Linked DNA regions of Homo sapiens: region 1 is linked to region 2. Evidence: chromatin contacts called from ENCODE Hi-C or POLR2A ChIA-PET data. All regions are on one chromosome and are shown on one strand. The core of a region is the stretch at or near the end of the contact, and the rest is flanking DNA. Distances in the headings are between cores, read along the strand shown.

Region 1 (3,408 bases), core at 608-3,107, 76 kb before region 2:
TAGTTGTCTCCCATCTTGTATGAATGTACATTTGTGATCACAGAAAGGCCTTCTCAGTTACCAGCACTGTTTTTACTGCTGGGAACAAAATCATTTCAAACAAACAGCTTTTTTTTTTCTTCGCTCCTTCACTCTTAACCCCCAGCCTCAGTAGCACTACGAGGAGATGTACCGGACAAGCAGCAGGCAGGCCTACAATGCCCGCTCTGTCTTTCCCCTGCAGACCCTCCAAACTAGCAGGGGTGCCTGCCAAGAGGGGGTGCCTCAGCTCCAGTGGATCGCAGCTTCAGCAAATGGCACTGCTCCCTCCAAGGGAGCCCTCCACCTGTGCCCCCAGTGTGGAGACAGGGAGCACTCTTCACTCTCAGGAGCGGATGTTCACTACTTTCACTAGTGGTCCTAGCAAAGTTTCAAACTGAGCTACTGAGTGGGAGACAGATTCGTACCAATGGAGAAACTGGTTCTTCCGCTTTCTAGATTTCATGCCACCATGATGACTGGGATGTCCCATTGTTCCCCCTGGGCAAACCGGAAATCCATTTTACTGTTAGAAATACTAGATCTTTAAAAAATCTGTTTATTCTGGAGTCAGTCACACACAGGGCAATCTATGTGAAAGAAAAGAGGAAGGAGCAGTTGCATAATTGTCATACCATCCATCATGTTCATTCTCACACTGACCATGGTTTTTAATGTCTGTCCACCTGCAGTCTGTGGCCTCGCCAGACAGTAAGGGCAGCGCCCTGGAAGTGGGGGATTTATCACTTGCCAGTAGGTTTACTCTTGGGGAGACGCTGGGGTTTTATCTCCATGCCCCTGGAGAATTGACTTACTGAATGCTTCCCTTGAAGACCTAAGTCACTGGTTCTTCAGCCCCTTTGCATAGTCCTCTCACTGAAATCAGAACTGAATTTGTTCTTTTTCATTTTTGGTTAAGAAGATGCACATTAGAAGACAGCTCAGAGCAATGGGGCTGACCTAGTGGGAAAAGACACTGGTTTCTTTTCACGTTTCTGGATGGCCCGTGGCCCACATCTGCCAGCATCTTCGCACGTGTCCACAGCACCAGTCAGCCTCACCCACCTTGTCTTTCCCTTTGCGATCTTAGAAAGAATTTGGTAGAAATGGGAACCGAAGATTGAGCAGAAAGTATAATTACCACATGTATTTACCAGCTCATTTTCAAGAGCAGTAAAAGTACACTAAACATTCTGCTTGTACATACACTAGCACTTTAAAACTACCAGCTTTCTAAAACATGGTTTTGATTTTTGGAGCAAACATTCAATTGCTATTCTTTGATATTATTGATTTATAAACAAAATGATCAGCATTCCCTAATGTCTCGAAGCAAAGAAATTAGGGTAACACATTTAAAATTTATCAGTTTGAAACTTTCTAAATACTCTTCCTTAATAATAACCACAATACACTGAAAATGTCAAGTTCTGTAAAAAATGAACAGGGACGCGAATGTGTCGGGCTTCATTTTGAAGACCCAGCGTGTTTCTCATCCTCCCCAGGAAGGGAAGGTTGAAATCATGAAGTTAACATCTGCCTTTTCGTAAACACCACCTCAAAGTGCTCTTTCTCTTAGGTTGGAGGCTGAAAGAAAGAAGCACAAATCTTCCCTGGGCCAAGAGTTTCATCATAAGCCCTGTGTGATCAATAAGTACATTGTGGTGGTTATTTCATAGCTGATTAACTTATATGTCTACAAGCCAACACTTGACTTGAAAGGCTGGTCGGGTTGCTCGCCGTGCGAGCATGGCCTTTACCAGCCTGCCCTGGCAGCCAGCTCTGGGACTGCTCACTCCTGACCACAACCCGGGTACAGCCCTGAAGTTTCGTCGTGAGTAACCCGTCAGCAGGAGCCCATGCCTCTCTGAAAGGGCATTTTGTCTTTTTTGGCAGTACCAAATGGCAGGATAATTAGTGTTAGGGAGGGAAAAAACAGAATTGAAAACCACATCCGATACCTGGTTATGGACTCTTCAACTTTGTGGAGGCAGAAAATGTGGTGGCTTTATTTTTCTTAATAAATGCAGACGGTTATAAGCAATTGAGCATTTAATGATGAGATGATGCTGAAAGGCATAACTTAATAAAAATTGCCTCTGTGTTTCTCACTTCATGGTTGAAACAGACTGTGCTTCTCGGCTTTTTCTGTAATCAGGTTTATATCAGATTGTCCTTTAATTCACGTTAAGATCTTACATCTTAGTACTTCCTCTTAGAGTTTTTGTATTCCTCCTTGCAAAGTCTCTGTTTCATTTTTAGGGAAAGGGTTTCCTATAGTTTTTTTTTCGTCTCCAGTGTTGCTTTTAATTTCACCAATTATGGAGTAAATAAATCATTGTGTACTTGGAAGAAAAATTGGCAGGAGAGCAGAATATGTTAAGGACTCTTGCTTTTCATTGTGAGCGAGATTTCCCAACTGGAGCGTCTCTGTTTTATTTTGCCTCTGGCTAACATCTGAAGATCAGTAATAAAGCTCTATGCAAATACTTTCATGTATTAAAAGAACAATATTTTGACACTCATTGACACAAGCAAAAAAAATACAACATTAAATTAGTGTTCAGGCAAACAATGAAGACATTGTTCATTCACATGAAATGCATGTGAAAAATGCTGTGTTATATTAACAGAAAAGCTTGCTCCTCAGAACTCGACCTTTAGCACTGGCGTAAATGACATTACTTATGGTGCTGTATAGTATTAGACAGGCTTTCTTGTTAACAGTCTTGAGCAGCCGTTGATAACTTGTCAGACTACTGAGAATTTTAGTCACCAAAAAATAAATGTTCATTCTCAGTACCTGATAATTTAAGTTTCTCACAGATTTTTTAAATTATCTTTTGGATATTTTAGAGTTTTCAAATACTCGATAAGTTAAATACTTTAAAAGTGTTAATTCATTGTAGGCTTTTTCTACTTGTTTTTCCAGATTTCATCTAGAATTAAGTAGACTTAATTTTTTAAAAACTCCCTTGATCATCTATAATGTGTTTTTAAAATAATTGAACTTCAAGGTACGCTCTTGATTTTTATTCTGAATCTTGGAGAACACAGGGGGCCTTTTGTTTAATTTTCAGTCATGTGGACAGGCCCTTCCATGGAAGGGGAGGTTTCTCTAGATGACTCTTTGCATGTATGTAGTAGAATTTCTTTCCTCCTTTATCACTACACTCAAATGTTACAGTTACAATCATTGTTTTCTTAAATACAACTGGCTTCCCTTTTCATCTGTGTTGATCCAGGACATTGCAGAGTCAGCATCTGGGAAATCATTATGCCAACAGACCATCCCAGTCCCGGGTGAGGTCAAGTTAGTAAGAGCAATTGGACCACCCGAAAGAACAAAGCTCAGATACTCCTCATAGTGGGACATTCTCAGATTAGCAA
Region 2 (3,336 bases), core at 367-2,866:
TGCCCTCTTACCCCCATGCCCTCTCTCCAACCACACTGACCCTTCAGCTTCACCTTGGGGCACTGACACCTGCTCCTCCCCCAGAAAGTTAGAGGGCAGGACTGCTCCCCACACTCTTTCAGTCTCTGCATCAGAGAAGCCTCCGTGGCTTCTCTGAACCCCCCTCACGTTCTTCACCTGCCTCTTTGTGTCTCTCCTCCCGCTAGAATGGAAGCTGCATGGCTAAGGGCCCTGTCCATTGTGCTGGCAACTCTCTCCCTAGTGTCAAGGACGGTGCCTGGAACACAGGAGAAGGACGGTGCCTGGAACACAGGAGCTTGCTGATGGCCTGCTGAGTGGAGGAGTTAGTATTGGCCCTGGAATCCAATGGGAAGCGTTCTGGGCTGAAATTCAGAACACCTGGGGCCTGAATGCAGCTCCTGACCTTGATACCTACCACCTGTCTGATCTTAGGCAAGACCTTGACCTAGAACATTGGCCTCATCCTCCTCCCCTGGAGGTTGGAGGCCTGCGCCACTTCCAGGTCTGAAACCCAACCAGCCCGTGAAGTGCGGGAGAGTCTAGGTAGCAGGTGCTGTTCACGTCCTTCCTGATGTTCAAGCCTTGGGGGTGTTGCTGTAGTTGAACAGGAGCTCTTTCGTTTCTGTTATGGGAGTTTTTTGTCAGTGAGAAGGTTCGTGAACCTTGAAGGGGTTACTGATGTAGGTAAGGACATCTCTGGGGCCTGACAAACGGGGTGGCGCCTCTTGTCCTGGAAAATATTATAGTTGTGATTTTGCCTAAAACTGAGGATGGAGTTCCAGTCCTACTTGTGATTTTAAACATTTGTATCTTCCTTTAAGTAAATATTATTTGGGATGCAGGAAATGAAGTTTTGGAATATTTCAACAGATGGCGCTGCTGGTAGCTATTATCTGACTATAAAAATTAAATTTAATCCTTACTAATTTCAGTAATTTCATTTAAAAAAATTGTATTGCCTCCAAGGATAACACATTAGTTTGTTTAGTCCTTTATCTTACCAGTACCTCAGAGTGAATGGTTTTAACCCTTTTATAAAGCATTGCCAGCCCTGCAACCTGGGCAGCTCAATTTCAGAAGTTGCTGCGTTAATGTACTGTGCACTGTGACTCAGTGCTGTCATAGAAAATGTGCCAAAATGCTTTACTCAGAGGGAAAGATGGTTTGCATATAAGTACATTCCATTATGGCTTATGCCATAAATACAAGCCAACCCGGGGGGGATCTATTTAGATCCTTTAAATAGATGCAAATATTTTCTTAAATGGTTATACAAAGACAAATACTGTGACTAATCAGTGGACACAGAGAAAGATGCGTGCTTGCTAGAGTCTAAGGAGAAAATGTTTTGCAGAGAATGATGGCCAAAGTGTCAGAGATCCCAGTGACACTCACTCATCAGCTTCCCCCCACACCCTCTCCAACCATTTCCAGTTGGTCTTCCAGCAAGACCATTTTAATTATGTAGCCATGCACTTGCTTCTGGGTGTGGTTTCCCTGATTGCATACTTAAGTGCAGATTACAAATATTTGGCAGGATTCCTTCCTCTGTGGGAACCAGACAAGTCATAACACCAACTGAACGCTCTACACTGTTGTGCGGGAAAGAGGCCGCGTCATCTCGGGTTTCAGAGTGCAGAGCAGGAGAAACTGGCTTCAGTTCTGCTCCTCTCTCACAGCCACATGCCCCCAGCCAGCAAAGGGTCTGTAATGAGGGCTACAGACTTCGCTTCTTCTGCCACCACTGTAACCAGACCCACGGCCAAAAAGAACCAGCCAGAAAGCCCAATGTGGAGCGACTTCTTGTCTCAGAAAATGACTCCACGGCCTGTGCTTTATGGCATGATCACCCAGAATGCTAGAGAGAAATTAAGATTCGGGCATGCACGTCTATGCCAAAGGAAGACTTCACCAGGGGATATTCAGGAATTCACTGATAAGCTTAAGAAGATTTTTGCAATTGTTAGCTCTTAAAATCATTTTTAATTAGTGAAGCAGAGAAATGCTGAGTGAAACAGCCATACTTTTCCCCAACTTGATTGGGAAAATCTCCATCCTGTGCCCCTCCATTCCTTCCCATCCTTCCTCTTCACTCCGTTTTTCCTGGTAAATGTTATGGCCACGTTCTGAGCAACCAACCTCCCTGTGCTCTGTGCGGCCAGCTTGGAACTGCAGGTGGGGGAGGATGGACACCCATTTCCTGTCTCCCAATCTGGGAATCCATGGGCATAAATCTGCAAACGCTGGCATAGTCATTGTTGGCATGAATGGAGACGAGGAATATATTGTCAGCAGGCCTTTGAATTTCATTTTCAGATTAAACAGTTTTTTTTAATTAAAAAAAAACCCTTACTAAAGTCGCTTAGCAAACAAAGAGCTATACTGTTTGCATCATTGAAAACAGAAGAGCAATAGCAGTGCCAGATACTCCTCTATTACTTTGTTTGTTTGTTGTTTTTTGTTTTTGAGATGGAGTCTCGCTCTGTCACCCAGGCTGGAGTGCAGTGGCGTGATCTCGGCTCCGGCCTCAGCCTCCCAAGTAGCTTGGATTACAGGCATGTACCACCACACTGGGCTAATTTTTTTGCTGTTTATAGTAGAGACGGGGGTCTCACCATGTTGACCAGGCTGATCTCGAACTCTTGACCTCAAGTGATCTGCCCACCTCGGCCTCCCAAAGTGCTAGGATTACAGGCATGAGCCACCGCACTCAGCCTCCTCTATTACTTTTTAATTCAAGTGTCTCAAGGTGCTTTACAAGTGTTAATTAAGTCTACCTTTTTTTTAAGGTGGGTAAGTAGTTAAAAAAAAAGGGGGGGGAGAGAGGGAGCAGTTTTGTGTCATAGTATTTGAAGGAGAAAAGCAACACTTAAGCCTGACATCATTGTGGCTTCAGTGGCAGGCACAGGTTGATAATTCTAAATGGCAACTAACAGGAAGAGGATGAATAATTTACTGTGTATATTTACTTGGTGCCAGGTGCTGGACTCGGTTTAACCCCCAGCTTTAATGAGGTATAATTTATTTAAAATAAAAATCACCCACTAAGGGTGTACATTTGATGAGTTTTGGCCATATACAGTTGTGTAACCATCACCACAGCCAAGACAGGACCATCTCCAGCCCCAGCAAAAAGCTCGCTCCTCCTGCTTTGTAGTCAGTCCTGCCCCCAACACCGCCCCTTTTCTGGTCACTGTAAGTTTAGAATGTTGTGTAAATGGAATCCTTCAGTATGTGTCTTTTGTGCTGGCCTTCCTTTACCTGGCACAATGTCATTGAGATTTACCATGTTCCCCGGTGTGTCTGTTCGTTCCT

Evidence for each region. Hi-C counts contacts between places; a loop is a spot of excess contacts on that map. ChIA-PET counts read pairs that join two places held with the same protein, here RNA polymerase II (POLR2A). Pooled maps may share reads with other maps.
Region 1: a pooled map shows a loop between it and region 2 (5-fold over the local background). The contact joins two enhancer-like sites. A Hi-C loop is called at or near these places in 2 of 168 maps with a recorded cell type or tissue (PC-3 and PC-9) and 4 of 50 pooled maps. POLR2A ChIA-PET finds 5 or more read pairs at or near these places in 1 of 52 experiments (GM12878).

The regions. Positions count from the first base shown.
Region 1 is chr6:1,760,805-1,764,212 of GRCh38, reverse strand. The region is part of intron 7 of GMDS (GDP-mannose 4,6-dehydratase); the gene reads left to right. It overlaps LOC124901239 (a long non-coding RNA gene), which reads left to right. Exons shown (of 2, transcript XR_007059404.1): 1 at 1-3,408. Among named protein-coding and RNA genes, the nearest start is that of FOXC1, 150 kb to the right of the region's middle. Within about 2 kb of position 1,857, at least 2 of the 41 ENCODE cell types and tissues checked have a DNase peak (open chromatin) inside an H3K27ac peak, as active enhancers do.
Region 2 is chr6:1,684,516-1,687,851 of GRCh38, reverse strand. The region is part of intron 9 of GMDS (GDP-mannose 4,6-dehydratase); the gene reads left to right. Among named protein-coding and RNA genes, the nearest start is that of FOXC1, 76 kb to the right of the region's middle. Within about 2 kb of position 1,616, at least 5 of the 41 ENCODE cell types and tissues checked have a DNase peak (open chromatin) inside an H3K27ac peak, as active enhancers do.